Linked DNA regions of Homo sapiens: region 1 is linked to region 2. A link is a loop called in an ENCODE intact Hi-C map of the cell type or tissue named here. Cell type or tissue: Calu3. All regions are shown on one strand. Links, peaks and the distances in the headings refer to the core of each region. The heading gives the core; the rest is flanking DNA. Region 1 overlaps PKIB (cAMP-dependent protein kinase inhibitor beta). Region 2 overlaps PKIB (cAMP-dependent protein kinase inhibitor beta).

Region 1 (2,921 bases), core at 155-2,654, 75 kb after region 2:
CGCTGAAACACTATGGTGAATATGCGGTTCAAAGAAGAAAAATATTCTTGTTGAAATGATTCAGGCATATTGTAGATGGCTGTACTAGGTGACTTTTAGGTGACTTCTTTATAACTTTATAAAGTTATTTTAGTCTAATCTCTTCTAAATTTATAAGGGCCTATGACTCTAGAAAAGGCAATATAATGAAATTTTTTAAAATCCATGTTTTGGAATCCTATGTGACAGGGCTTAAATCCTAGCTTAGGGCAAGTTTCTTAATATCTAAAAGACTCTATTTCAGTTGTTTCTTTTGAATTGTAGGGAATCTATCTCTCCTCTCTCTTCTCTCCCTCCCTCTCTGACATCTGTGGTAAAGATTAAATAAAATATTGCATATAAAGCCATGTACAATATATATTAATAAAAGCCACTGCCTAGCTAAGGGCCCAATTAAGAGTAGCTGTTCTACCTGTGTATGGCTGATAACATTTTTAGTTATCAACTGAGATTTCTTTACTCCTTTATACTTGCTTTAATACTCTATAAAGGTGGTTCACTGAGGGATGATGCACTTAATCTAGAACAAACGATCACTTAAGTTTCTGTTTTTTAAAATCTAAACAAAGAGCCATAGTCTTGAAAGTCAGCATTATTTATGACAATAGCCTGACTTTTTGAAAGAAAAGATTTATTGAGCTATCTGAAACTGAAGAACTGAGAACAAACCGTAGAGTGGGAATTACTATATGATGATGTAAAAGTTTTGATGTTTCTGGGAAGGGAAATGAGTCATTGACTAGCTAGTGGGAGAAGAATTCAGGATGTAATGAGACCCCAGTCATTATTCAAGTCTCTGTGAAGGTGGCCAGGATTCCAGCTCACTGGGTTGAACAGAAGGGAGATTGAATAATAAAAATTCTAAGGAACATCCAAATGTAAAGAGGACTATCCCTCACTTCCCAGGGAAAATTTGGGTATCAAAAAGAAGCTCTCTTTGTATGTTCTTCGACCCTAGAAAGGTAGACAAGCAATGGTCAAGAGAAGTGCCCAGGCAGATGGGCCTGACTGCCACCTCACAGAGTTCTCAGCCCCTCAGAGGAGTGAAACTCTGAAGTGATTTCATGGACCTCATGGAGGGCATAGAATGATTTAAATAGACCGTCAACCTTAAAGTCCAGAGATGTAACAAAGAGGATGCAGATGCACATATCTCTACCTGAGGTAATAGTTATACCTGAGACAATAGCAGTGGATCCCTGTGCACACTGATGTAACTGGACACATTGCAGCTCAGTGAGGGTCAGCGTGGACACAGGATATGTGTGAACCTGATGCCTTTTCTCCACACTTCAGTCTCCCTTTCATGAGAGAAAGGAACATGCTATTAGTGGTAGGGTGTCTTAGTCACCTCCTATTTACCCTGTGGGTGAGGGAGAGCTAAACACCACCTGACCCTGAAGAGATGAGACCAACAGCAAGTTATTAGTCATGTCTACTGATGGCCTGGGGGAGGAGGACATGGCACACCTTGCAGGGCCACACAGGAGTTGCACTCAAGAGCAGAGTGAACAACCAGGTCTGTAGGAGGTAGCCTTTGGAGAATTAAGAGGGTAGGGTGCTCCCAGTTCTTGTGGAATGATGTGATTCACTTGTTTGATTTGGCAGGCAAACAGAGAACAAAACCTGCTACTCAAGGATAAATAGAAACTGTGCCTGGTCCCCTTCATAAGGATGGTGGTCTGTCTAGGATACCTGATCTATGGGAGGAGAACTTGTAGTTAGGCCATTAGAGACCTGTTTTATCAGATATCAAGCCTAAATTTTTGGCTTTATGCTACAATTGATCACTTGATGCTTTGACATCAGTTTAAATCTTGATGATAACTGAGACTTTTAGGGATTAGGAGATGTGCCTTCCTAGGAAGCAAAGTAGGCACCTGACCAAGCAGAGAGGGCCACATTTTGAGGTGGTTGCCAAAAACATGAACTTCGGGCATGTCTCCATATATAACCAGTAAAAGCAATTGAGAGACCTGTGTGACATTGATGTAGAGAGTGGATGCTCCCAGGGGGTGTGAATTGAGACTAACCAATGCTTGTGGCAGTGGTGACATCAAGGGGGTAGAGGGACATTTGTCTCATTGTGACTTAAATAGTTCTTTGAAAACCCATTAGGCTTATCAATTAAAGTAGCTGCCTGGGGCTAACTACCTGAGGCCTATGGGAAGGCTGCATTTCAATGGAAAGCTTTCTTCAAGATTCCATTGTGTATTCTGAGACATAAAATGAGTGCCTTGGTAACAATCTAGTGTCTAAAACTGCAAATGAGATAAGGAATATCCTGTTGAGGCCTTGTATTGTGGCCTTAGGATATGTAGAGAAACCTGTTGATTTGGTTTATATATTTATATTTGGGTACCTGTGAAACAAGAGATTCACAGAGTTCTTTAAAGTGAGACCCTTAGGCAATGGTCTAAGAGTTGTAAAAATATACATATGAGGTGAAATGGCCAGGGCATCCATTGCCAAGATAAATGTCTAGAGTGTGCCAATTGTGCTGACCCTTGGGTTCTATTCTTTATCAGGGACATCTTGGTTAAGGAATTAAGAGCAACAACTCTCTACTGAGCTCTATCATGTATAATTGTGGCAACATCATTGGTAAAATGTATGGCCTTCTATTGCCATTCATTCAGTTGATCCCAGGGGGCTCTCCAGGTAGCCAAGGACTCTAGGAAAGGGATGACTTCCCCTAGCACCATGGTTTTGGCAAAGGACTGATGGTAGAGGAGGCCACCACCTTCTACAGATAGAATATGCCAGAAGGGCCAAGCTTGACTCCATCCTGTCGCAAAGAGGTCTCATAGCTAGGCCAGATTCATGGGGGTGCTGCTCCAATGCATTACCAGGCATTGCAGTAGCTGGGTACAGAGGGTCAC
Region 2 (2,921 bases), core at 212-2,711:
ACCCCTCCTGTTCTGAACACTCTAGTAATTGGTGTACAGTCATCTTCTCCCATCCTTCTTCTGTCCTAAATCTGGTGCCTTCCTATGTACATCCAATATCGTGACCTCTCACTTACCATGTGGTCGTGTGTGTTTTTTTGAATTCCCAAATGTATTCAGAAGAGAACCTAGTTAAAGAAGCACAGACTCAGAAGTATATAGAGCCGAAAAGCTCATTATAGACTAAGAATTCTCTCTTGGTTTCTTAACACAGATAGGCTAATAATTCAGCTTTCCATTGATCAGAATTTGTGTTGCTTGGTTTAACTTAGACAATCGTTTACTGCTAGTATCAAAATATTTGAGAATATTGTTGCATAAGCATCTGTGTAGAATCAAGAAGTTCCACACAAGGCATGAAAGTGGTTATACATGTCTAGCTCCTGAGGCGGTGAGGTAAGAGGTTGAGTGGCTTTGTGACACTATGCCTGGCTGCTGCATTCATGGATTTTTGTGCCTTGTTTGCTCGTGTTCCTATTTAATTTTTTAATTAGTATGTTGAGGGAGGCAGATGTTGAGTAAATGCTGTTTTGTAAATTTTTAATTAGGATTTTTAAAAATTGAAATACCTTTTTTTGATTTTTGTTTAGCTCTAAATGTTTTGTTTTATATTATTTTCCCTATTTTAGTTGCAGCAAAGATTTCTGCATAAACTACTTCAAGATTTGCTTATCTGAATGAAAAGTTATCTTCCCTGAGACCAGATCCAGACCACCTTTTGATGATTTACTTACCTGACCATGTCGTTCCCTTGAGTTTCTTGTTATTATGATTATAATAAAGGGAGTACAAGCAATCTGGTCATTTTAACCTACTACCAGATGGATTAGATCACTGCGGGATATTGGCTTATTTACCCTACAATGACTCATCACAGTTTAGGAGGAAGAAGACCAGCTTAGAGGTCAGGAGATTTACTTTTGTAGTTTTTGGTTAATTACTTTACTACCTGTCTCTGATATTATAGGTTAATGGCTTCTGGGGGGATTAATGAGATTAGAAACAGAGAGATGCCCAATCCTTATTTATTTTACAATTTTGCCTAGGAGTACCGTTCCCTAATCTTAATAAATTATAGTATAAATACCTCCTTGATGCTAAGGAATATGCCAGGTCTGAGGAGATCAGGTTGAACTGAACAAGGTTCTAGCCCTTCAAGAGCACAGGATTAGTGTTGGATAGGTAAATAACTGCAAACACGATGTGATGAAAGCCACCATAGGAGTATGAATCAATTACAGATGTGTCCAGAGGTGGTTATAAGTAATCTAATATCAGGAATGGTTTCTCTGTAGAGGTGATGCTATTGTTAGATCTTGAAAGATAACCACTAGTTTGCCACATAAAGGGGAAGGTGTTCTAGGAAGAGCAAAGAGACTCAAAGTGCAGCATATGTTTAGGGAACTAGAGTTAATTCAACATAATAGAATGTGGACACTAAGGGACAGTGACAGGAGATGTAGCTGGAAATTTGATAGGAAATAGATTTAGAAGTGCTTTGCCTATTATGTTAAATAGATTGGACTTGATTGAACGTTTCAAATTACAGGAAAAATGGAATCTTATTTGTACAGTGGTGTACTGGCTGAAAGCCCATGTCCCTCAGAGCACATGTCTCTTCCTCCATTACAGAGAAGTAAAGGATATTAGAGGAAATATGGGGAGGGCTGGACTCAAGTTCTGAGTGGGTAAATTTTTAGATGGATTGACTCGGTGGTTGCCTTCTAAGAAGTAAGTCACATATGGATTAAAGAAGCATGACTAATTTAGATTTGTTGAATTTGAGTTAGGGTGTGTGGAACTAAGGAGAAGTCAAGACTAAAGATATAAAGTGTGGGTTTAACTGTGGATAATTGAAGGCCCTTCCTAGAAATTGCTGTACTTAAACACGAGTTATGTGTTAAAATATTTTAGGAATAAGTTTGCCATAAGAATCATGTGATTTAACTCTTAAATTATGTTTTTCCCCATTTTTTTGTGTTAGCACAAACTCGGTAAATAGCAAAATTCTATAAAATTATGGAAACTTTCAAAGTCATAATTTAAAAGGAACAGCCTTCTTCATTTTTTTTTTGTAAATACTTAGACTATTTTTGCCAAAGATTTTAGTTCTGATGCTTTAGTTTTTCTGACAGCTACTCCAAAGATTCAAGGATAGAGTTTAAATGAAGGATACATTCAAGGGTATCCTTTAGGTAGGAACTAGCTCTGCTCTGATTTTTATTTAGCTATCATTGGAGAACATTCCGAAAAGTGTGTGTATAGATTATGTAACCAGTCACTTAGGGCCCCTGACCCCTTGTTAACCTGGCCCTCTTGAGAGACAGTGAGCTGGGGGTGCACTGGGAACAGCTAGGTCAGACGCAGCCCTGTTGCTTAGCAGTCCCCATGGATCAGTCATAAGGGGTTGTTGCTCAGCAACCAATGCTCTAGTGGTGCTTCATCCCCCATGGCATTTTGCAGTAGTGGGGGCTCACCCCTACCGGAGAAGTAGTACAGTCTGGCAGGGTGCCAAACATCCCCACAGGCATGAGGGTTCTTAGTAAGTATCTGACCTTAGAATCAGAGAAGATAACTTATGTTCTCTGAACGTGCAAGTGATTTATGGAATTATTGATGTAGATTTAATTAAACATGAACTTGGGGCAGGGCAGGTAGTTCTGGCAGCTAGAGTTCTCATTTCAAATACTTTGATTTCAGTTTCTTTCTTCTTGAGGCTTATTTGCAAGGTGAGTTTTCTGGGTCAATGCAAAGTAATTTTTTATGCTGCATGGAATACGTAACTTTCCAATTAGCACTATTAAGCCAGAGCAAACATTTATGTTTGAGAAAACCCGCCAAGCAAATTCTTACTTTGGTCATGTGGGCCTGAATGTCAGAGT

The links. A loop is a pair of places that touch in the nucleus more often than their neighbours do. Peaks named below come from ENCODE experiments on the same cell type or tissue, not always from the same donor. Only the 100,000 strongest peaks of a DNase experiment are listed, where the experiment ranks them.
Region 1: it touches region 2 in a loop (6-fold over the local background); 5 of 110 quality-filtered maps call a loop at or near these places.

What each region holds. Positions count from the first base shown.
Region 1 is chr6:122,695,537-122,698,457 of GRCh38, forward strand. All of the region lies in intron 3 of PKIB (cAMP-dependent protein kinase inhibitor beta), which reads left to right. Among named protein-coding and RNA genes, the nearest start is that of FABP7, 83 kb to the right of the region's middle. RefSeq lists an enhancer at 391-1,590. In Calu3, for the core only: no CTCF peak of the experiment used is centred there; a DNase peak (open chromatin) is centred at 1,515.
Region 2 is chr6:122,620,202-122,623,122 of GRCh38, forward strand. All of the region lies in intron 1 of PKIB (cAMP-dependent protein kinase inhibitor beta), which reads left to right. Among named protein-coding and RNA genes, the nearest start is that of PKIB, 11 kb to the left of the region's middle. In Calu3, for the core only: no CTCF peak of the experiment used is centred there; no DNase peak of the experiment used is centred there.